2 separate regions of the Homo sapiens genome follow, and region 2 is linked to region 1. Evidence: chromatin loops called from intact Hi-C (ENCODE). Cell type or tissue: Panc1. All regions are shown on one strand. Links, peaks and the distances in the headings refer to the core of each region. The heading gives the core; the rest is flanking DNA.

Evidence for each region. Hi-C counts contacts between places; a loop is a spot of excess contacts. Peaks named below come from ENCODE experiments on the same cell type or tissue, not always from the same donor. Only the 100,000 strongest peaks of a DNase experiment are listed, where the experiment ranks them.
Region 2: it touches region 1 in a loop (2.3-fold over the local background); 3 of 110 quality-filtered maps call a loop at or near these places.

Annotation. Positions count from the first base shown.
Region 1 is chr1:169,924,170-169,937,017 of GRCh38, reverse strand. All of the region lies in intron 19 of KIFAP3 (kinesin associated protein 3), which reads left to right. Among named protein-coding and RNA genes, the nearest start is that of SCYL3, 37 kb to the right of the region's middle. In Panc1, for the core only: CTCF peaks have their summits at 7,684 and 7,920 (motif pointing left); a DNase peak (open chromatin) is centred at 7,927; H3K27ac peaks cover 1,081 bases.
Region 2 is chr1:169,991,204-170,004,051 of GRCh38, reverse strand. It overlaps KIFAP3 (kinesin associated protein 3), which reads left to right. Exons shown (of 20, transcript NM_014970.4): 11 at 11,797-11,897. Among named protein-coding and RNA genes, the nearest start is that of KIFAP3, 77 kb to the left of the region's middle. RefSeq lists an enhancer at 203-840. In Panc1, for the core only: a CTCF peak has its summit at 7,384; no DNase peak of the experiment used is centred there; H3K27ac peaks cover 2,098 bases.

The DNA of each region.
Region 1 (12,848 bases), core at 6,760-9,259:
CTGTTTCTGCCCACTTTTATGTTACTCCAATATGTTGAGTAATATATATATATATAATATATATTCCTCTAAAAATTAAGGAGAACTCAGATGTTTAAGATGTTTATTCTAGTGTAAATAGAATAAATAATATTTGTCTATTGGAAATATTTCCAGCAGAATAAACATCTTAAACATTTCTGAATTCTCCTTAATTTTAAGAGGAAACAGAATTAATGATATTTAGAAAAGAATGCCACATTATCTTAAATAATACTCCCCCTCATTTTTTGTAAAGAGCATGCTATGTGGAGTGTGTCATTCATTGACTTACTTCTAGTACAAAAACACAGACCTTTAGTATCTTCTTATACACACACACAAAATTTAGAGAATGTGAATTTTCTTAGAAAAAAAGTAAGTAGGTTCAGATTTTATAGCACTCTAAGCTAAGCAGTACAATATTTGACAAAGAACCACATTATTTTTGAAATACAACTTTTTAAATTATATATGCTATTTCATAAAACATCGTACTTTGATGGTCTGACAATTCACTAGTGTTTAATTACTTCTTTAAAACAATAAGTAGTTTGGAAGGATTAGTCGAAACAGCAGCTTTTTGTGTCTTTGTAATAGAGATATTGCCTCTTTAGAAACACATCAGAGTCCTAAAAAATGTAATTTGAATAATTACAGGTTTGGGGAGAACCATTTTATCAAGGAGCTTTATATAAATGTTGATTTTCTATGACTCCCATCTCATGGGTGAAAGTTTTACTGAGTTAAAACTGACTTTTCATTTTACATAGAAATGTAAAATGTTCCAAGGGAACAAGAGACAAAACATTTTAGGCTTTGAACTTCTTTTAACACTGACATCATAGCTATTGATGAATTTTTAACACTTTTCATTGGAAGAGTTTTAAATTATAAAGGATTTGTTAAAATGCATCAGGTTTTCTAATTTTTAAAAAGTGGTCATTTGAAAATGGAGGCGATGTCTGGAGTTAAAGGATTAATTATGAGCTATAATCTTATAGAATTTACCTGTAGGAATTTTAGGCTAACACACAATCTTCCAATATTAGCCCAAATTAGTTGGTAATCTAACTGCTCAGTTCCTCCATGAATTAGATAGAACTCAGACCTGCTCCAAAGAGACAAGTATGGGACTCTGTCATATAATTTATTTTCAAATACTGCTTTGTTTTGTATTTAAACGTAATTATTAGTAATTTTCTAATCATTTTTCTAATATTAAAGTTAATTATGGGTATATGTAAAATCTGTGTGTATTTATCTTGATTCTTAAGTAAAAGCTACATATTTCTATGGTCTCATTTTAGAGTAGAAAGGCAGAATTAACAAATGCTGTCTTGCACCCTTTGAATAAGCTAAAGATTTTAAATAGTCTTTTGAATACACTTAAACAGGAACATAATTTCCTGAATATGTTCTCTTTTTATGAACATAAGTCAACATTATATTTTATGAAATACAATGTATCTTATATATATTAAGCCTGTTTTCTTTGTTTAGCTTTAGAAGAAACTATATCTAAAGTTGATACACCCTGCTTTTTCAGGGTTTTCCAGCCAAAAACAGCACCTTCCTACTGGGCTGTCAGAAACTAAAAGGCAAAGCGATCTTAAAAAGGAATCCAGATTTGTGTAGACAGTATCAAGTGGCTAATTTAGAGCCCCTCAAATATGAAAGGATGGGAGGAGGCTTCTATGAACATAGTTAGGCAAGTAAATTTTTAAAATGCAACTGTAGCTTAAAATTTACATCTTTTCAAATTTATACAAAAAAACCTATAAAGCTATATTGATATAGGTGCCCAAACTTCATGCTGAGATATTTTTTGAGGTGATAAATATGCAAGAGCTCTTAAAAGTCAAAAAATATTTTTATAAAACATTGTAAAATGCATTAATAAGTATTTTTAAAAAGCATTTTAAGAGTTGTAAAAAATCTCAAAAAAGTATTTTTAAAAAGCATTCAAATATTTTTTAAAGTATTTTTAAAAATGTTTTCAAAGCCTTCATATATATTAGGCTATTATAATTTACCTCATTCTTTTTATACACTATGGGGAAAAAGAAACTATTACAATTTTATGCAGTTGCATGTTACCTTATCCCCCAACAAACTCTGGGGAAGGGAGATACTGTTTGCCATCAGCAAGTAGATACCATAGTTATTTTAAATTGAATCAATTTGTCCCTGTTCCTGCATACTTGAAATAACAAATATAGATATACCTATATGTTCATTCAGAATACTGTCTAAAACCCAGATAATCTCAAAAATGTATGGTGCATTCCATCTCCTTAAAGAATTCTCATAGTTGCCCAGCTTTGCTTATAAGTGCCAGATTGTCAGGTTGGCACAAACCCAAAGACAACACACATCGCAGAATGAAAATACTCCACCCTAAACGTTTTCATGACCTGTGTGCACTTTTCTAAGAGAAGCCAACACTGGCAGTAAACCTGAGTATAGGAATGCGTACAATGTGGGAAGTGATGATTTGCATGAGATAACTAAAAACCTTACCCTTGATTTACTACTTTGAAAATAAACTCACTGAGTATCAAATAAGATGAAAAAGCATGTAACTAGAATCTGTCAGTAAGTTTCATCCCTAAAGGTGTTGTTATTTTCATCAATCATGACATAAAATCTAAAGGGTTTTGATTGAATAACCTTATTTATACAAACAGTTCAGTCTCACTACGGTAAAAGGAAAGAACGATTGGCCACGGCATTATTTTAGTGCAACAACAATTAGTATGTTTATGTGGAGGCATAAATCTCTATGAATTATGTAGGAGCCCTATAAAGGCAAAACAGAAAGCATGTGTATGAAGCATGCCAAGTATGATAGAGTATCCCTTAACTGTCTAGATCATTAGGCAGAAGCCAGAATTTCCTAAGCATTTCTAGGGAAGTATTCATCATTTTCATATGTCATAACAATAACACCACCAAATACATACTATATGCGGGTACTTTTCTTGGAAATACAATAATCTCAAGGCATAGAGATATTAAAAGATATAGCCATTATTCTTATTTTACAAAGAAAGAAGTCATGTCAAAGTTAGTTACAGATATAGACTGAAAAAAGTTACATCAGTAGAGACACAAATCCCATTCAGATATTCTAGTTTTGAAGTAATTGCACCCTACTAACTTTAAGAAAATTTAGGAGTTATTGATAAGTTCATAGTTTGTACTTAAGTTAGTTTGGGTGAATTTCATAAACTTAATTGCTAGTCCTTAAATTAAGAGGGGAAATGCTGATGTACATGAGTGACAAAGAAGAAAAAAGATAGTGTTTCCTTAGGCTGATTTAAGAATAATTTTAACTTAAAATATGACTCTTACAAGTCAGATAAACAATTGTCATATATTTCTACATTCCAGTCTACACTGAATTTGTTTATGTCAATGCAAAGTGTGACCAAAGGATGCTTAGCCCTATTCTTTGAAGATGATATAGAAATACCATGCTTCATCATCAAAAGACATGTAATCTTATAATCTATAGTCTTATACCTGAGCAGAAAATGAATTTACCTTTTTTAAAAAAGAAACCCATAATGTAACAGTTAAATATAGTCTTAAGGACCAAGAAAGCTTATAATAGTAGAGATTTACTTTAATTCCTGTTCTTCTAATACATTTCTGGTATATTATACAGTATTCTGAGATCCTAAATGTTCTAGAGGACATTAAATAACTGTGAAATATTTTTCTGACCTGTATTTATTACTGAAATTACTGAACTAATGGCTGCAAAACATCAAATAATACTGCCCACTATAAATCTTTTGAAATATCCATACAAAGCAAGGAAATGCCTTTATGTGTGTGTATATATTTGCATTTATAAGTTTAGAATCAAATTTTTTAAGTTATCATGCTTAGCTGTTTAAAAAGATGCACTTTTAATGTGTTTAAATATAATTTCTATTATCTATATGTTTGCCCTCAATTTTGCAAAAAGGTTAGTTTGATTTAGCTTTCCAGAAACATCTTTATCAGTCATTGCTCGATTTTTATCATCCAAATGTAATTTGACTATTATTTTAGACTAAAAAATATTGACACAAATGAATAAGTAGATTATGAAATAAATAGGAGATTTTATATTAAGCATCTTACATTTGATAAGATTTTCAGGATTTTTTTAAGACAAACATTTGTCTGCTTCCTTAAAGTGAAAAGTTTCTAAACTATTCCAAAATGTTCCCAAACTGAATGATTTGTTTAAGGACTTTGGAGACATGAGTTTTAACAAAAAAAAAAACTTAACATTAATTAAAAAAAAAAAAAAGTCTGGTGTTATGTCAGTAGTGTTTTTTATTCATATAAGAGAGACTAGTATTATGTCCGTGGGGGTAGCATGCATGTTAGATGGCTGTATTAACTCTTTGATTTTTGTTCATATGTCAGACTTGTCTGTTTTATAAAGAAAGATGGGGAGTTGATATAGCCCATTTTGTGTAGCACTTGTGATAATTTTATATTCCATTTTTTGAATTTGTTCATTTCAATAGTGCATTATCACTTTAAGATTCTGGTTGGCACTTAAACTACAGTAACTAAAGGTTATTTTTCATATTTTAACCAGTTTAGCCAGAGTTTTTAGTACTAGTATTAACTTTTGAATTATGTTTAAGGTCTTAGACTTTACAGCATGTTTAGTTTATTTTCATTTCTTATTAGTATTTTTCAGTACTTAATAGTCTCTTGCCCCCACCTCCAACAAGAACTTTCCTCTCTGTTCAACATCAGAAACATTTTCCTTTTGGCATGTGCTTTCTAGTTCCCCAAACAGTATAAGCAAATTGGAAAGTTTAGCTGTCATTCTTGGAAGGTTACAGATCACACTAGCAGCCTGAGTAATCCAAGAGGTTTTAAGTATCATAGCATTTAGTTTAAAGTGAAATTTGCTCTGACAGGGCTGGCAGACCAATAGGAAAAAGAAATATTTGTGCTTGGAGAAGTGCATATGTAGAGACCAAAAGTATAACTGATGGCTGGAAGTGATTTCAGTCTAAAAAAACAAATCATTAAGAGAGTGCATAGGGGTAAAATACACAGTTCATATTTTAAAGAGTCTCAAAATGAACCAGCAACTAAGGTTAGCATTACATAGTAATTAGTTGTGGTGTTCAGGCTTTAACTCACTCAGTACCAGACAGTATAGTTAAACTGTCGCTGAAAAAACATTGCTACTTACATGATATTCTCTAGTTTAAACCTATAGCAGTAATTTTTGTACCTTAAAAAACCAAGGTATTATGACAGATTATATAAATGTTGAACCAGTAACAGACAAACAATTATTTAAAGGACGTGCTAATGACTCAGTTTATTGACCTAGGGGTTATTTAAGCCGCTCAGCAAGTTCCCTTAACATTTGGTGGTATGAAATGAAGCATTGCTTGATAGTATAGAACTGCCAATTTCAAGAAGTCCTTGTGCTTAATGGAAGAAATGTAAGTTAAAGATGACTAGATGGCATACCTTCATTAAAATATTGCCAGAAAAAGCCAAAGACCTTTATAGGTTTGAGTAAATATTCATTTCAACTTGATAATCACATCTGACAACTTCCATTAGGTACCTATTAGAGCATTTTTTCTGTTAATAACTACAAATAAGGAAAAATAAAATATATTTTAATGGCTCCAGTTATTTCTTGCACGTCATTTTTCTCTTCAAGAAAGCCTATTATGAGCCAGAGGAATCTAAAATTTATATTTTTTTCCTTGAATATGCAGATAAATAATAATAAAATGGGTCAGACACGGTGGCTTACGCCTGTAATCTCAGCATTTTGGGAGGCTGAGGCAGGCGGATCACCTGAGTTCAGGAGTTCGAGACTAGCCTGGACAACGTGGCAAAACCCCATCTCTACTAAAAATACAAAAATTAGCCAGGCATTGTGGCACGGGCCTGTAATCCCAGCTACTTGGGAGGCTAAGGCAGGAGAGTCACTTGAACCCAGGAGGTGGAGGTTGCAGTGAGCCAGGATTGCACCATTGCGCTCTAGCCTGGGCAAGAAGAGTGAAACTCCACCTCAAAAAAAAAAAAAAAAAAAAAAGAAGTAATAATAAAATGAAAAGGACTTCCAGCAAGATGATAGACTGAGCTAATTTGGAAGGGACCACTCCTATGCAGATAATATGTAAATGGTGGACAAAAATGTAACAGAAATTTATATGACTAAGTTCATAAGAAAGATAGGGAATACCCCAATGACAAAAAAACACCAACCGGAATATTGAACTAGGTACGAGTTATTTGGTAAAGGAAGATGGAACTGAATTCTCTAAATAAAGCCTGGAATTTCAATTTTTTCTCATCAGTTGAAAAGAGGACTAAATGATGTTAATTCACCAGCCCAGAGAAGTGGCCAAAACCTGTCTGTGCTCAAAGACCCTAGGTAGGGGAAGATAGTCACCCATGTGAAAGAGAAGTCACAAGCTTGTTTCATGCACATGAGTGGGTTCAGAATTTACACCGTATACTTAATTCAGGGAACCTTAGTCAAGAAATTGCCATTTAGATTGTTTTAGGACAGCCATCTCAATGAAAACATAAAAAGGACCATCATGAAAGAGAATCATCAGAATGTAATGGAAATCCCATTTTATCAATGTTCAATATGCCATGGAGTTTAAATTTGATAAGCCTTGTTTTAAAGCTTTGTAAAGTACATGACAGTACACGACAAGCGCTCTAACAGCAAGAGTGTTAGGATGCCCAAGAATTAGAGTTAATAGAAGAATCTCAATTAGACTATATAAAATGTAATAAAAAAGTAAATTAATAAAAAGGAATAGAAAACTTAATGCAATGATATAGTATCAAAAAGTACCAAGTATAACATCTCCACATTAAAATATAATCACTAAAATATTACTCTGGAGGCAGGTTAATCAACAGATTGAGATGTATAAGAAAAGTATAACTTGAATGAAATTAGAGGAGAGTCAATGAAATGGAATTTCTTTACCATTTAGAATAAATCAGTGCAACTATTTTACACACGTTCCCTTCATCATTAGTACAAATTAGTTTTTATCTGAAGTATCTCAGTGTAGTAACTAAATTGAAAGGATTTTTCCCCAAGGTGCTGTTTTTCACCCTTAGAACTGACAGATGTCCTTCAAAAAATGTTTTTAATAAACTCCAGATGAGTATTTTAAATACAGCCTCCCACTACTCATATAATTTGCCCTTGATTTTTGAAAAAAAATACTAGTTTGAATTCATTAAGAATAAGATTCTTTAAGATGCTGTAGCCATTTAGTTTTATTGTAATAAAAGGAAAATTTATAATTATGCATATAAAAGATTAAGAATAAAACTAAATGGGAAATGACAACTAAACTTGATATATGCTGGTGAAACTCATTAGAAGACTGCTTAACCATGCTCTTGGATTTTATTTTCTCAACAATACAAAAGTTCAAGTCCAAAGAAATGAGTAATACCTTTGAGCAACTTAAAATATATATTTATTACATATAGATTTATAGAAACAAGATGCCATTAATATTGGTTCAATGAAAAATTTTAGAAGCTATGTTATAGTAATAGCACTTTAACATGCATGCATGTTACATTTTTCAGTGTTCAAGACAATTAGCATCTTTTCTTATAACCTCTTTTCTTATGATCTATTTTCTTAGGCACCCAACATTCACAAAACTTTTTTTGCATGTAACTGATAGGTATTTCTATTTAGCTGTAAATTATTTCATAATCATAAAACTGGACATTAATTATCTGCGACAGCAATGGATGCCACATTCTATGAATGTTAAATGTGCTGAGAAGTTTAAATTTAATAATCCTTGCTTTGAAATTTTGTAGAAGTACCTGATACTCAGTGGTAAGACAAGCTCTCCATCTAGTGGTTGGTCTATAAATGACAAACATTTAGATCTCGATGTAGTAGTACATCATTTTACTAGTGTTAGGTATTGTTTTATACTCGTTATTTCGTTCAACCTGCACATCTCTTCTTATTGTAAGAATTTCAAGGAGAAAATATTCTCTTTTCCAAGAACAGTTCAGCCCTGTAGAAGATAGGGGCAAGCTTCTTCTACAATCTGATTTCATCTCCATGGAATACCACAGCATCTCAGTTATTTGATGAAGCATATCCCCATACTAAGGGGGCAAAATTTGCTCCATTCCAATGAAATATAACCTTTAAAATTTCCAGCCAGTTTTCAAATTCTTCTCCTTTAGTCTCAGTCCCCAACTCGTAAAGGTATAACTTTAATTTTTTTTTTTTTTTTTTTTTTGGAGACAGGGTCTCACTCACTCTGTTGCCCAGGCTGGAGTGCAGTGGCGGTCATGGCTCACTGCAGCCTCAACCTCCTGGGCTCAAGTGATCCTCCTGCTTCAAACCCATGAGTAGCTGGGACCATGGGTGTGCACCACCATGCCTGCATAATTTTCTGTATTTTTGTAGAAATGAGGTTTTGCCATGTCTTGAACTCCTGGGCTCAGGCAACCCGCCTACCTCAGCCTCCCAAAGTGCTGGGATTTTAGGCATAAGCAACAGCATCTGGCCTAAAAAAACTATTTTAAAAGAGAAAAGATGGTCCGGGCACAGTGGCTCACGCCTGTAATCCCAGCACTTTGGGAGGCCAAAATGGGTGGATCATGAGGTCAGGAGTTCAAGACCAGCCTGGCCAAGATGCTGAAACCCAGTCTCTACTAAATATACAAAAATTAGCTGGGTGTGGTGGCACACACCTGTAATCCCAGCTAATTTGGAGGCTGAGGCAGGAGAATTGCTTGAACCTGGGTGGCAGAGGTTGCAGTGAGCCAAGATCACGCCACTGCACTCCAGCCTGGGCAACAGAGCAAGACTCCATCTCAAAGAAAAAAAAAAGAGAAAAGATAACATTGTTGTGAATTGTAGCATATTTGATCATTGTTATTTCTGCCAGTACCCCTCTGTAGGTTCTCATTACTTCACATTTGGACAGCTGTAATAGGTTCTTCAGTGTTCATGATTTTGCCTCTCAACCCCCTTTCCTACTACAATTATCTTCCTAAAACATAGAATTTGGTCATTCTCTTTCTTAGCAACCATTGACAACTCTCCAGTAGCCACCAGTTCTTAGCAGGTTTATGAAAAGCTTCAATATCTAGTCCTAACCTCCCTTTCTAGCCTTATCTCCTGCCATTTGCTTATATCATAAATCTAAAACTTTAACCATAACAAACCATTTGCTCTTCGTCAGCCACTCCTCTCTGTTGCTCAGGCTGCTCCACCATCAGGAATTCTGTCTCTCTTTGCCTGTGAGATCTTACTTGACTTTTAAGACTAATTCATTCATGAATTCATGTAATTTTTGAATGCCCACTCCATGTCAGATACAATACTAGAGCCTAGGGATATAGCAATGGCCAAAACACTCCTTGCCCTCCATGGTGTTTATTTTCTAATGGGAAAGAAATACAATAACAAAATATGTCAGGAGGTAACAGATGCATTAAAATCAAAGTATTTTGTATGAAGACTTTCTAGCTGCCAAGATTGTCCTGTAGCAATTTGTACATGTCTCTAATATACTCTTATATTAAATATTTATCCCCCCTCTTTTCTTCTGTAGCAATTTATACATATGCTACAGTAGGATGACATCAGGTTATTATCAGAATATTTCTTCCATGTTAGGTGCCTCCAATCCTTATAGTCAAGGACTATGTCGTATTTGTTATTGCCTTCCCAGCACCATGTTTTTTCCTTGGCTTCAAAAACTATACTTAACCACATTGTAGGAACTCAATAAATGTTTCTACTATTTGGATAGGTGGATGGATGGGCAAATGGTATATAGAGTCACTATTACAATAGACCTAAATTTCCCATGACAAATCATACTTAAGCTGAAATTACCCTGATGATCAATTAACAATCTACTTAGAAAGATAAACATACTGATTTTGATTCTATAATCAATATATTAGAGAAATTGATAAAAAGAATGAACTATTCCAAAAAATTATGAAGAAGTAATTTCATACAGTTTTATAATATCCTGGAAAGTTTCTTCCTATAACAGCTCATGTTAAATTCTTTCACTTGACAATTCCAAAAGAATTCCAGCCTTCAATATTACCTGATGGATCACAAAGACTGGTTTGTTAAGAAAAATCACTGCTGCCTATTTATAAATATGTAGTCATAAATGATTTTGTCTTGGGAAGAATAGAATTCCTAAAGACAGACTCAGACTAAAAAGATGAAATTTAGCATGGTAGTTATAAGTAAAATTTTGAATGTGTGTGTGTGTGTGTGTGTGTACACACACAACTGTACATATATACAGAAAAAACTTAATGTTACATGTAACTATAACTCAATATTATATAACTATATATAACTCAATGTTATATATATATACACATATATACACAGTCAATTATAAGCAGTCAATATTAGGCAACTTTGTGATAATGTCTTCTTAAAATTTTTGTTTAAGATTAATACAGTTTTAGCCTACAATAGTGTAAAGTCAGATATAGGATCTTTTATTCTGTACTGGTTTCAGATCACATCATAAGTATCACGTTAATTTTAGCTTCTTCATTTGAAGACAAACACTAGAAAATGGAAGTGGTTTTAGAGAGCAACTGAGATGGTAAAGATTAGAGACCATGTAATGAGGCTTGAATAAACAAGGGTTGTGAAGCAGTCATATCAAAGAAGAATTGGACTCCTTGTGTGGTTTCAGAGGGTAATTCTAAGACTAGTTGAACTGGATTTTAGAGCTGTGTAATAAAGAACTTTCCAACAGTTTTACATATCCATAAATGGAATGAACTGCCTTGACAAAGTAGTGAGCACTTCCTTCTGGAGGTGTTCAGAAGAGAGCTGGATAGACCCTGTCAAGGATGTTGTGAATAAAAGTGTAGCCAATATTATTTCTTAAAATGTTCCCAAGTCAAAGACTTCCATGAGCCTTTGAAAAAATAATTTGGCCTGCATTTATTCTTTTTGTAGCCATTTATTAATAAATTCATTACTTGCTCTACATTGATATTGCTGACCTAGGAATTTAAAAGAAGAAAAAGGCTTGTGTTGCTTTTATCTCGTTTTAATAAAATAATGATACTTTTCACTTATGCAGCACTTTTCATCCAAGGATTTCAAAGTGCTTTACAAATACGCACTAATTAAGCCTCACAAACAGCCAGAGGTAGGTGGTTTTCTTCTCTTTCTACAGGAATGTCAACTCTGGCCCAGAAATTTAATAAGAGCCTGTGAGTGCCTGAGATTCTTTACTGGCTGCCATTCCCTTGTAATGTGCTGCATGTGAAGCATCACTTGTCATTTCCAGATTTCTTTGTTCCTGCTCTGAATCATATCAAGTTTAGAATTCTAATGATTGCTATTACAAATGTGTTTGAAGTCTTGCAAATATTAGCAAAAATTCAGTCTTCTGCTTGCTGAATGCTAATTAGATTTCTAAATTTGTTTATTTAAAAAAACACACTCTAGATATGGTTTTCTATTTGTTGTTGGGTTTTAAATATAATTTTTCTCTTTTAAAGAATTTGTCATTTTTCTTTCTAGGTACCCAGAAATAATTGTTCTTGGGAGATAAAACTTAATGGCAGATTGACTTTTTGGCCTTATCATTCCTAGTTATCTTTTCACAATAAACAATAACCATTTTCTTTGGACCAGAATTATGTATTTTCAGGAAGAGACACTATTTTGGTGATTCAAAGGTCCAAAATATGTTATCTGAATACGAAGGAAAAAGGTGAAATGGCACTAAATAAGTAATCCTATAAAGAAAAAGTACTATAATAGTTGCATATACTAGTCTAGAGGGATACACCACATTTTATGTGGGTTAGGAGTAGCAAGAAGAAACTATGTACATACAGAGACATGCACCCTACAAGATTGGATTGAATTCCAGTATACTTATAAATAGCCACATATTCAAACTATTATCTGAAGCAAAATGGCCACACAAGGCAAGAGCAGATGTGGCATGTCACAGCTTACTTTTCCTTGCTTCTCAGGGCCCCTAGTGAGGGCATACAAATTCCTGTGATACACACTATTGAAGTCAAGTCTTTCCAGATCAGGAAAGCACAATTTTTCCTGCAACGTTGCCTTTTTATATTCATAGTTTCTATCTCTTTCAAGAACTTACATGAAGAATCTATCTGCTTCTGTTTAAAGGAAAACTCTCCGGGTTTTGAACTAAACTCAGCATTAGCAAGGCTGTATCCTTTTCCCAAGGAAAAAAGTAAAGTGTCTACATATTCCAAAAGAATGTCTCCAGGTTTTAGCATCCTAGAAAGCCTGATTTCCCCCACTATATTAGAAAGAAGCAAATGAGAGTTTAAAGAAACAAACTGTTATGTTTCACAGTGAATTTAATTAAAAATGTATGTAGATATAGTTGATTTTTCATAATACAAAAGGACCTAGGACCTATGTCAAAGTACTCTCCAAACTGATCATAAATGTTTTAAATATTTTTTGCTTTAAACAGCAAGTTCATCTGTGATACATAATGGAGAATTCCAGAAAAGATCATTTTAGAGTTTGGTTTCAAATTTTATTCCTTTTTTCCAAAACGATATTTGTATATAGAAATTCGAAAAATTAAATGATATCCTCTACACTGTAATACACACAGATGTCTCTGGGTGAACTGCTGACTACATAAATAGATCTTTACCATAGTAACCTAAAGACCATACTGTTCAAGACCAGAGATTTACAGGTTCAGAAACTCAGACTCATCAGTGCTCAAGGGCCAGTCTTTCACTGACTTGGGACTGCAGGTTTT
Region 2 (12,848 bases), core at 6,131-8,630, 68 kb before region 1:
AATGCTTGTGATTTTTGCACATTGATTTTGTATCCTGAGACTTTGCTGAAGTTGCTTATCAGCTTAAGGAGATTTTGGGCTGAGACAATGGGGTTTTCTAGATATACAATCATGTCATCTGCAAACAGGGACAATTTGACTTCCTCTTTTCCTAATTGAATGCCCTTTATTTCCTTCTCCTGCCTGATTGCCCTGGCCAGAACTTCCAACACTACATTGAATTGGAGTGGTAAGAGAGGGCATCCCTGTCTTGTGCCAGTTTTCAAAGGGAATGCTTCCAGTTTTTGTCCATTCAGTATGATATTGGCTGTGGTTTTGTCATAGATAGCTCTTATTATTTTGAATACGTCCCATCAAGCTCGAACTGGGTGGAGCCCACCACAGCTGAAGGAAGCCTGCCTGCCTGCCTCTGTAGGCTCCACCTCTGGGGGCAGGGCACAAACAGACAAAAGGCAGCAGTAACCTCTGCAGACTTAGATGTCCCTGTCTGACAGCTTTGAAGAGATTAGTGGTTCTCCCAGCAGGCAGCTTGAGATCTGAGAACGGGCAGACTGCCTCCTCAAGTGCGTCCCTGACTCCCGAGTAGCCTAACTGGGAGGCACCCCCCAGTAGGTGTGGACTGACACCTCACACGGCCGGGAGGATTTGTTATAGAGGGTTTGTTTTAAACATTGAAATAGCACCTTAATTTCACTTATATTTTATAGCTTTCTCATGTATCAGTGAATTCAGGGCAGGAATCTTCTAATACAGTGATACTCAAAGTATGGTCCACAGAGCAATACTTGGTCTATTTGTTATTGGTTGTTACTGGTCTATAATGAGTAAGTCCAAAAATTGAAAGTAAGCACTTAGACACATATAGCAGTTTGACTGAATAAGATTTTGTCTGCTGAATGTAATAATAAAAATTTGCATCTTCTATTTTATATATCTTTTGTTTAATTTCATTTTTATTGTACTTTAATAAAAATGTTAGGGGAAGAAATGAAAAAACCTGGCTCACCACCACAGATAGTTTGAGAACCACTGTTCAAATAGATGAAATGGCAGTCTTAATCCTAGGTTAGTAAACTGTTCTTTAAACGTATTCAGAAGTCCATATAATTAGAACCCAGTATCACAGAATTACCCTGCCTTGGGATACCTCCTTAGCTCATTTATAAGCAGAGATGAGAATGTTTCTCATCCTTAAAAACTGAGGAATTAGTAGTGTTACCAATAGATGTTGCTAAGCTTTTCTATACTTAGAATAAGTGAATATTCATCTGGTGTACTTGTGTTAAGCATTTTCATATATAATTTATAAACCTATGCAAATTAACTAAAAAAGTTAATAGCTCTGACATATTTCTTAAAGTTATCTTTTAATCAGCAGAGCCACCCTGGTCAGTGATAAACGTATGGCACTGAAAGCTACTAGTATGAAGGTTTGAGCCATCATTTAAATTTTGATTCTGAGTTCTACCTGTGTAAATTTTGATTCTTCTAACTTTAAGAGTTTTAAATCTGTGCCAGTTTGCATGGCTGGCTTGTGCAGAAACTAATGTTATTGGTTATGACAGGAAAATTGGGACTCCTAAATTCAATAGCACATCAGGCCTGTTTCACAATTTTATGTGAATAATTTCAAAAGGTCTAATTTTTAGTCAGTAATGTTAGACCATATTGTCTTCATTGGAAGACAAATTAGAGTTTCTAAGGTGTTCCATATTGATATAAATGTTTCTCTATTCTGTGAGTAGACCCAAAATTGATTTTGAGAGTAAGAATGGCACCTGATTCATTTTTGTCTAGATTACATTTAGGTAATATGGGTTTGGGGCATTTTACAGAGCTGTAGAACAGTTTCATCAGCATGTAAGGAGTCAGACCAGGTCAAGAGTTAAGTGACAAATGTTTGATTTCTTCCGGTTTAGACAAGTCTGATTTCCCTTATTTTTGGAGATCACCAGAGCAGATACTGTTGAACTCTAAACTTTGATCATATAAAAACTAAGGGTTATTTCCTTTGACCATTCTGTCATATGTCTTTAAAAGAAAATTGACAAAGTTAACTTCTGAACACCTTTGAAATTTTTCCACAATTTTAAATTCACTTATTTACTTTATATTAATATGATCTAACTTTTAATTTACCAACAGCATCATAAAGAATGAAAAAATGAAACTTTATTTTGTGAAGAAAGCAACATTTTGCCTTTTCTGACTTATTAAAAACTGTTTGGAAATGGTCAGAATAATGATTTCCAAGCAAAATGAAGTGTTTTCCATTTTTTTGAAACTAGGTTGCCTTTATGATAGTTTCTTTAAGAAACTTAAAGTAGATTTTTTAAAAAATAAATTGGTTTGGTTGTTCTGTTTATTACCGAACTGTTATGGAATTTCACACATCTGTTTCAGAACACAACTCCTCATAGACTACTACACTGTTTCTCAATTTTAATAGGCCTCATTTATCCTATAAATAAACCTACATTTTCTTACCTGATCAAGTGAGCAAACAATAGGGGTCAGAAGTGGCAAACAGTTTAACAGAAAGCACATGTCTCGCCGTCAGGGTGAGGTAGACTCATATCAAGATTGCTTGAAGTTATTAATGGCAGTAAAATTTATGCTTCCTCCTGTTTTCCCAATTAAATCAAGAAGCCTTTTTTCTTAAGATTCTTCTGTCACCAGCTGGTTCCAATACTGTGTGTGTGTGAATATTGCCTAGGGTGTCTCCATTTCTAGATGGTAAAATTTGGCCAAAGCATATTAAGTCAATGATTTGGACATACAGGCTAGAAAGCAGTCATTGTTAAGGGCTTTATTTTGATCCTTATCATTTGTACCACAAGTATGTGTATTCTTTAGATCTTATTGCAAATAACTTGTATTCTATGGATGTAATAAAAATTCTACAGAAGACATAATAAAATAATTGAAGATATGATGAAAAATAAGCTGTGTGGCAAAATGTACAGTTGTACATACTAAAACAAATGAAAATCTATCAAAAATGTTCTATATAAGAGTACTCATTTAGTGACTATCTCTAAAAACAATGTTTAGCTTACTGGTAGATCTGCAATGTTAGTTTCTCATACTTTTAAAATTAAATAATTGGACATAAAAAATTACTTATCCGTGAACCACTGTACCTCAGAAACTATTGTTGTACTTAATGTTTTCATACTGATCTTTGTAACCTATAAATTATGTTATTTTTTCCCCTTAACTGTTGGTTAACAACTGTTGGTTTTTATCTGTTCATCTCAAATCTCGACTATAGACAAATATATTATAAAAGAGATCATCCAATGTAGTTACAGTCTTAAACATTGGTCTGTGCAAATTCAAGTTTAAACTAAGGCTATCTGTTTATATTGAGTATATATCTGCAGTATATGCTCTAATAAGTTAAGCATAAAATTATATGGAAACATGTATCAAAGATGTTCTGATATAGCTTCAATGTGTTTTTAGTCTATGTCAGTGTGTAGTTAACATGTTCAATAATTGTTGCAATTATCTTTTAAGTGGTGGTTTTCACCTGTGGCATTTTCACTGTATTGATAGAACTTTAGGGGCTCTCACTCCGTAATAAATGTAAAGACACCTGCAAATTTTGAAGCACGTTGTATTCATATAGACTTTCCAGGGGTAATATATCACCTTAATGCTATTCTATCCTAATATAGGTGTGCTTATATTCCCACTTCTATTATCTTTTCATGGAGCCTCTGTGACATCAAAGGGAGTGTTCCACTTTGAAAGAAGAAGACATAGAGTATAGAAGGGAATGAGAATCTGGCTAATAATGTGGCCCATAACTTGTGTTCTCACTTTGTTTTCACAGTGTTGGGCTGGATCTACTGCAGAAGCGGAAATTTGGCTTTTGAGTTCTCATGTTCAGAACTCGTATTTCTGCTTGACTGAACTGTGAATGAAAAATCCCAAGTGTCTTACAAAATTAGTAATTGAATGGTGTTTTTACTGATCACTTCACAGATGAAAAAACTGAAGACATTTTAAAATTCAAAACCCATCAGCATGTGTTTTGCCCTTTAATTGGCAGAAAATCGATTGTGAGAGCAGCCCAGAGAGCTGATAGTTTTTTCTCCTTCAGCTGCTCCAGCTGAACTACAGCTGTAAATTTCTTTAAAAAGAAAAAAAGATGCAATGTTTCTTATAAACTCTTGAATGTACTTTATAAGTGCAATAATTCCCACAAAATCAGTTACTGGAGTTAATGACCAGTTTGTTAAGGCATTAACTGCCCTCAGCTGGGAATGACCAATTTGAGGGGAATGGCTGCACAAATGCTAAGATAATTCAGTAACACTTTCAAATAATGATCCAGCTAATTAACGGTGAATTCCTGTGGAAATCCTATCGAAGTACTTATGACCTCTGCGTTTAATAGCCAGTGAGTTCATCATGATTCATGTTTATTACCATAAATACCAAAGGAATCATAATGACTAGGCCATTTTTTTTCTACCCTGCCCTTATTACTTGAACAGATTTAACTAATCCACCTCCAGTCATTAAGAACCTAGTTCTCAAGATACTCAGTCTTTTCACTGCCCTTGCTTAAAATTCACAGTCTTTGGTGCTGTGCCAGCATGCTGACTGTTGGCAGCCTGTTTTTACTTGGGATGCCGTTAGGGAATAATTGATGTCTTTATGTCTTAAAGGAGCCTTTTTGAAATGTCTACCATTTGTAGGATGTAGAGGAATCATAGCCGGTTAGCTACAGTTTATGGCTTCTAGTCATGAATTCTTACGAGAAAATCATACCCTCCAATCCTCATTTCTTGTAGGAATTCACTTAGGGTATATAAGATTTTTTTTCTTGAGCTTTATTTTGTAAGAACTCAGATGTTCTTTCTTTCAGTGAATGAAGAAGACTATTAGTTTACAATAAAAGATAAGCTCTTTATTTTACTTAGACCATTTAATCTCTCTAATAGCTGTTTATTGCTATGTGATCTGCAAATTAGCCTTTAAGTCGTAATATTAAATGTTGGCTGCCAAAGAGTCTTTACTTTCTTTGCAGACCTGTGTTTGAATAGATGAATTCAGGTTATTGCCAGACATCTTCCCCCTCCACGTACTCAATTTTGTTCTAAAATGCCTTGTCTTTTTGTTGTAGGTTCCAGATATCTGCTAGATGCCGTGAAGTTATAGGCTGCATTTTTATTAAGTATTGATTATTTATGTAATCATTTATGATTCAGTGAATAAGATACATATGGTTTATATACTGTAGTCTTCATATATTGAAATTATTTAGAAGAGAAAGAAAATATGTGATTTGTAACTGTAGGATAGAACTAGAATCATCAAGATAATATGTGGGTAACAAGACCGTTTATAAAATATTTACGTATTTTTCTGAATAAAAGGCCAAATGCCAGTTTATATCTTTTTCATTCCCTAATTACAAAAAGGGGGGGAATTAAATTTATAGTTATTTGTAAATCAGTTGTTTAAATTCTAGGGGAAACTTTACTCACATAAAATCCAGAAGACACATTAGCAACTTGGGTTAGAATATTATAGTCCCTTAGCTCTGTCATCACCTCCTTTCACACTGTTTCCTCAAGAAAAAAAAAAAGTGTGTGTGGTGTGTGTGTGTGTGTGTGTGTGTGTGTGTGTGTGTGTATATATATATATATATATCTGGTGAAGCACTAGTTGTAGTCCGATTTCTTTTGTTCAGTTGTGTTCAGCTAAAACATGGGGAAAACACCTCTGTCATATAGGTTTTATTTGCCTGGGACATGCTGTTTAAAGGTAAATGAAACAGGGTAGCTAATTGTGAGGTTTCTCTTCAGTGTCCTCAGACTTCTGTCTGTTCTTTCGTCTGCTTGATAGCCCATCATCTCCATGACTGTTCCCCACTTTAAGAGTGAAAGTAAGTTCTGTTAAAAGAAGGAAACCTGAAAGGATAAGAGATTTCTGAATGTGTGTGGAGGGGGGTATTGAGAGGGGATCATTTTCTTTACTAAAGTTTTTTTTTTTTTCCATTAAGGGATTTATAACTCTATGAGAGTGAGAGAATGATGATGGGTTCTTATTACATATGGGTCACTGAGTAGAGCCTCAGGTATAAGATGATTCTCCTAAGCCTAAATTTTATGAACAGCAGAGTTTTTTTTTTTTTATCCTTTTTTTTTTCTTTTTTTTTTTTTTTTGAGACGTCTCACTCAGCTGCCCAGGCTGGAGTGGAGTGGTACGATCTCGGCTCACTGCAACCACCATCTCCCAGATTCAAGTGATTCTCACATCTCAGCTTCCTGAGTAGCTGGGATTATAGGCACCTGCCATCATGCCTGGCAAATTTTTATGTTTTAGTAGAGACAGGGTTTCATCATGGTGGCCAGGCTGGTCTTGAACTCCTGACCTCAGGTAATCCACATGCCTCAGCCTCCCAAAGTGCTAAGATTACAGGCATGAACCTCTGTGTCCGGCCAAACAGCAGAGCTTTATAGGAAAATGACTAGGTAGAAAGGTAAGTGGCTCGGCCATAGGCTCAGAGTATACCTCTGAACTGTGTCTAGCTTATCTCAGAAATCTCGGCTGCCTCTCCAACTTACTTTACTTCTAACTACAGTTCAAGTCTTGAGGATAAAAAACACAAAGCATCATATATATTAGGAACACATGATAGTACTGTTGTATTAGTAAAACAGAAAAAATGTTATTGTCAACATAATAATAAGAAATGATATTTATTGAATTGATTTATTGTATGTCAAACTTAGTGCTAATTGCTTTACCAGGATTCTCTCATCTCATCCTCACACAACAACCTTTTCAGGTAGGTACAGTTATTATCCCATTTTTACAGATGATGAAACTGAAACACAGAATTTAAATAACATTCACAAGACTGTATAGCTAATGAGTGGAAGAGCCACAGATTGAACCCGAGCATTCTGCCTCCAGAGCCTGAGCTGTCAGCCAATGTTAGAGTATTGCTTTTATCAGTCTACCTATGTTTTAAGCTTCTAGCACCTTGTTTTTCTCATAAAATCACAGATCGATGCAGTTATTGTCCAATTTAGTGAGAATGAGTTTCAGAACTTAGGCTGCTGTAGGTCTAGTCCTCAAAACTGCTTGGGGGATAATGCAGTTTGCCCCATCAGGAAATTCTTTCATCCATTGGAACCTGCTATATCTGGGCACAGGTCCTCTGAGAAATATCTGATTGCATTTCTCCATTTCATGTCTTCTCTTCACCACTGCCAATCTTCTCACCCTTTTCCCCATGAGTCCCAGGTCCAGCAGATCGTACAGAGTCCCTCTAGATGCATCTCCTTCCTGTACTTCGCCCTAAGGAATGATGATGATAACTTACATTTATTTGGCATTATTGATTTCACTCCCTCTGCTGCCTCCTGGAAGGCTTGGTTAAAAGTACATGCATGAGCTTTATAGTCAGACCTAGGTTTGAATCCCAGATTCACATCTGTGTTTCCTTTTGAAAGGGTCATAGCCTTAGTGAATGTCATTGCCTCATCTCTGAATCAAAGATAATACCTACCCCTTTAATTACTGTAAGGTCTAAATGAGAAAAACTATGTTGAACATGCAATAGGAACAATACCATTGTTTGTTTAACCCATTCTCTTTAACCTTCTCTCAGAGAATTGTGGTATAAGAAAGATTAGTTGTCCATAGCCTTGTGTCCCTAGAGCTTCTCTTAACTTCAGTCCTTTAGTTTTTAGCAAACTTTTGGATATGATGATCATTTTAGATGAATATTATAGGAAATTGGAAACGTATTCAGAGTTTTTTTAATAGAGGATCACAGATCCTCTGTTAAAGCAGGAAGGTGTGGGAGAACTGCAAGGAACTTTCACCTTTGACCATAAGTGTGAAGAGAAAAGGAAAATGAGAAAGTACATAAGAGCAGAATTAGGACTGGCTGCAAAATGAATCATCCTACTTTTGGAAATTAGACGTTTAGTTTCACTATATAAAATTAATATAAATTGTTATATCTGAGAACTGCTTCTTATCTATATTATTCATCTGCCAGTAGAAATTATTATAATTTTTGGACTCTTCTCTGTACTTTCTGTTCTAACAGATACCCTTTATCCTGAGTTTGCCTTTGGAAGCTACACACACACACACAAGCTATATGTATACATACATGTATATAAAATTAATTAGAGAATTTCCCTTGTTATTCTTTTATTTATTTTAATTTTTTTAGCTTCTCCCAATGTTCAGGAATTTCTTGTTCTTTTAATGTAGTACCTATGTTTTAAAGGTGAGTCTTTCCTTCCTCTCACCTTACCTGAATGATGTGCCACCTCAGGACATTGCTTTTTAGAATTTTTTCATTGACATGAGCAGCAGACAGATTCTCCTAGAGTATAGAATAGCTTCCTGTTTCATTCCTAGCCTCACATTGAATTTTAATGTTTGATTATTTACTTTGTTGTTGAAGAATCTTTTATATTGGTTATTGATTTCTCTTTGTTTCTTTTACCATTTAATAAGTTGTATTACTTGGAATCCTACTTTTCAGTGAATCCATTACTAGAGAAAATATCTTCAAATATTTTTTAAAAATTAAGTAAGACTAGGACTTATCCACAGCTGAATGACAGATAGAAAATAACTAGAATCACAGGGAAAGAGAAACTTTCCTTCAGAATATGAGTTTGCTTTAAAACTCTGTTTGAAAAGATTTTCAAATATCTCAATTTCCGGGGGAAAAAAAATAATGTAAAATACAGTCAGACCAAGACTAAGGGATTCCTACCTTCTTGGGGAATAAAGTTGGAATTTTTCATGTTTAACCTACGTATCACGAGAACCTGTTCAAACGTTAAGTTTTGCTATGGCAAATGTGCTTTATACTAGAATAAGTATAAATTGGTGCCTTCAACAGTATAAAAATGTGGTCTGTTAAAATCTAACATTAAAATTGATAAATCTTACATATTTAGATTGCTCCAAACTCAAGGACAAAATTGTTGGGGTTAAGAACATTTATTTGTCTGCACTTTTCTCTTACTTGGAGCGATTTCACAATTTTTACCTACTGCCCGCCAAATAAAATTCTTACCCCTAAACAAAAACTTTAAATATTATTTTCTCCCACATTACTTTATCTTAGCTTTATTTTAACCTTAGTCAATAATCATTATCCTTAGAGCCTATCTCTGACTCTAATTCAGCTTCTCTCTTCTTTATAAATTTTGTAGTAAAGCTCTTCAAACAATAGAAGAAATGTGAAATTTACCTTAAATGATTTGACTCTCTATTCTGTAAATTTTCTATAAATTTAATTTTTCTATAAATAATACCATAGGGAAAAATTAAAAATAGATGAAATAAATAAATATTATTTCATATAAATAAAATGTATTTCCTGTATATGTTGTATTCCAAATAGTTGAATTAGTGAATTTATAGATTTTATTTAAGGTGAAAATGCTTACTAGTGTCCATTCATCTGAAAAACATATATTGTTTTTATCTTATCCCAAGGAGTTGTTCTTACTGCTATTGTAAGCAGTAGGAAATAGAATTAGCCAAACAGTTTTGCAAGATGCAAAATCTAAAACCTGGATTTAAAAAGCAGTATATTTTTAAAACATGTTTAATTCCCTCATATATCAGTGTTTATCAGTCTTTTATACCTGATAATGTCTTACTTAGAAAACAGTTTTACCTTGTGATATAAAAATGTTGAATACCAAAGGCATCAAATGAGGAAGAAAAATGTTTGAGAGTAGTATTGTAACATAACCTGGTAAAGATTTGGGAATCAGAGAGACCTGTGGTTAAATCCCCACTCAACCACTGACAAGGCTGTGTGGCAAGTATTTATTTTTCTCTAAACTGTAGATTTCTCATCTGAAACATAGGGATGATAAGACCTATTTGACAGATTGTTTTGAGATTCAATGCCATACAGTCTGTTTAGCATGGCTCTTGATATATAGTAAATGTTTAATAAATTATTATTAACCAATCAACAATTATTAAATACCTACTCTGTGCTAGGTACTATTCTTGCATCTGGGGATAATGCAGTGAATAAAGTCCTTGCTTTCATGGAGGTTATATGTTAGATAAATATATCAAATGGTAAGGAAGTTCAAAGTAAATTTGAGAGATAGAAGATCACTGTATTTTTTGCTTACTTTTTTTTTGAGACAGTCTTGCTCTGTTGCCCAGGCTGGCGTGCAGTGGCATGATCTGGGCTCACTGCAACCTCCACCTCCTGGGTACAAGCAATTCTCCTGCCTCAACCTTCCTAGTACCTGGGATTACAGGTGCACACCACCACATCCAGCTAATTTTTATATTTTTAGTAGAGACAGGGTTTCCATGTTGGCCAGGCTGGCGTTCAGTGGCACAATCTGGGCTCACTGCAAGCCTCACCTTCTGGGTACAAGCAAATCACCTGCCTGAAGCTTGCTAGACCCTGGGAAACTGAATACTTCTGTCTCAAATCTTTGTCTCTAATTCTGAACCCCTTTTAGAACTAGTAATTTCTATCTTTGATTAAATGAGTTTATTTCTTCAGCTTTTATATTTAAATATTAAAAACAGAATCAATCAGCAGATACTTACTGAACAACTTCCATGTTCTACACTAGGCCTTGTGAAAATACCAGTTTAGGGCCAGGCGCGGTGGCTCACGCCTGTAATCCCAGCACTTAGGGAGGCCAAGGTGGGCAGATCATGAGGTCAAGAGTTCGAGACCAGCCTGGCCAATATGGTGAAACCCTGTCTCTACTAAAAATAAAAATAAAAAATTAGCCAGGTGTGGTAGTGGGCGCCTGAATCCCAGCTACTCAGGAGGTTGAGGCAGGAGAATCCCTTGAACCTGGGAGGTGGAGGTTGCAGTGAGCCAAGATTGTGCCACTGCACTCTGGCCTGGGCGACAGAGTGAGACTCTGTCTCTGAAAAAAAAAAAAAAAAAGGACAGAAAAGAAAATACCAGTTTATTTCCTCTAAAGAATTTCTAACTACCTTGGGAATATCTTCAGAATTTCTCATGGCCTAGAATTTTCAAAAAGGATATTGTTTTTTGGATAAAATTTTTAGTTAGGCAACTTTTCTGGCTCTAGTTTTATCACTGACTTTGAGATTGTAAGTAGGTCCTTAAAATATGTTCTGTCTGAAAGCAGGTAGGATTAAATAATATATTAAAGTCCCATTTTGTTTTTCAAATCTTGATATGTATTCACTTTTTTTCAGTTTCAAAGCATATAAAACCAGAATAATCTTACCTTAGAAGTTCTGAGACATTCTTCATACTATATTTCGGCTGTGTTATAGCCTATAGCATTTTATAGTCATATATTTTATTTTTTTGTTATAACTACTACTTTACTTCTTTCATCATTTGGATGATATTTTCAGTTTCTGATTTGTAGAAAGATGCTTTTTTATTTACTATATCTAAACATCACCACTGTCAATGAATGTATTAATCACATATTTTGATAAAACAGTAAAGATGGGGAGGCTAATGACCCAATTGTTTTTATATTGGACTCATGAAAATAATTAATTCCTATGGTTAATTTTCTTTTTCAAAACTATACCTTGGGAAATAGACATTCTTTCTTGGAAATTAGTGATGTTTCACATATAACATGAATATGCTTGCTCTAAATTTTGGATTTGAAATAGATAGCTCAAAATATTTTTCAGATTAAGTTTATATAAAGATTTTATTCAGTAGTTTAAGTTGTAGTACATTAACATGAGTGTGCTATATAAAAAATATATATTTATAGCATCATCACCATGATGTTTTATTCCTAGGCAATGACAACTACAAACAAATAGCAATGTGTGTTCTTTACCACATAAGCATGGATGACCGCTTTAAATCAATGTTTGCATACACTGACTGTATACCACAGGTAAGTGGTTTAAGTGTTTTATGAAAAACATTTAACAAATATATATATTTTTTACTCTTTTCTCTTGATTTGTCAAGATTTTCTCTCTAAAAAAGTTCTCTTCTTAATAATACTACAAATTTATTATAGAAAATTGAGGAAGTACAGAACTGTATAAAAATGAAAATAACTTTCCATTATCCCAAACTTAGAGATAACTATTTAACACTTTGGTACACTTCTCTCTACATACTTAAAAAATAATATATTGAGATTACATGGTATATGTAATATTTACATATTGCTTTATTAATATATCATAATTATACTCTCATGTCACTGAACATTCTTCAAAAATTATTTTTAATTGTATAATATTCTATTACATGGATGTAACATAATTTAAATATTGTTAAATTGTATGTTTAGATTTTTTCCCATTTATCACATAAAAATGAATGTAAGCAAATGAAAATAATGTGAGATATCATATTTGTAAATGCTTCCCCACGTCTCTGAATTTTTCTTTAGTTTAAATTCTTAAAAGTAGGATAGCTAAGTCAAAAGATAATAAACACTTGTGTCTTTGTTTTGGCCAAAATATCTTCTAAGAAAACATAAGTTTTTATTTCCAGCTAGCATTTAATTTTTAGCAACACTGGATATTATTGTTCTTCTAAATATGCAGTGGTTCGTTATTTCTTTTTATTTGCATTTCCATGAATATTGGTGAGGTTGAACATTTTTTCCTGTGTTTATTATCCATATTCTGTTACAGATCATTCATATCTCTTGCCAGTCTTTCCTTCCTTCCTTCCTTTTTTTTTTTTGAGACAGGATCTTGCTCTGTTGCCCAGGCTAAAGTTCAGTGGTACAGTCATAGCTCACTGGAGCCTTCATACCTAGGCTCAAGCAATCCTCCTGCCTCAGCCTCCTGGGTAGCTAGGACTACAGGTGTGCACCACCATGACT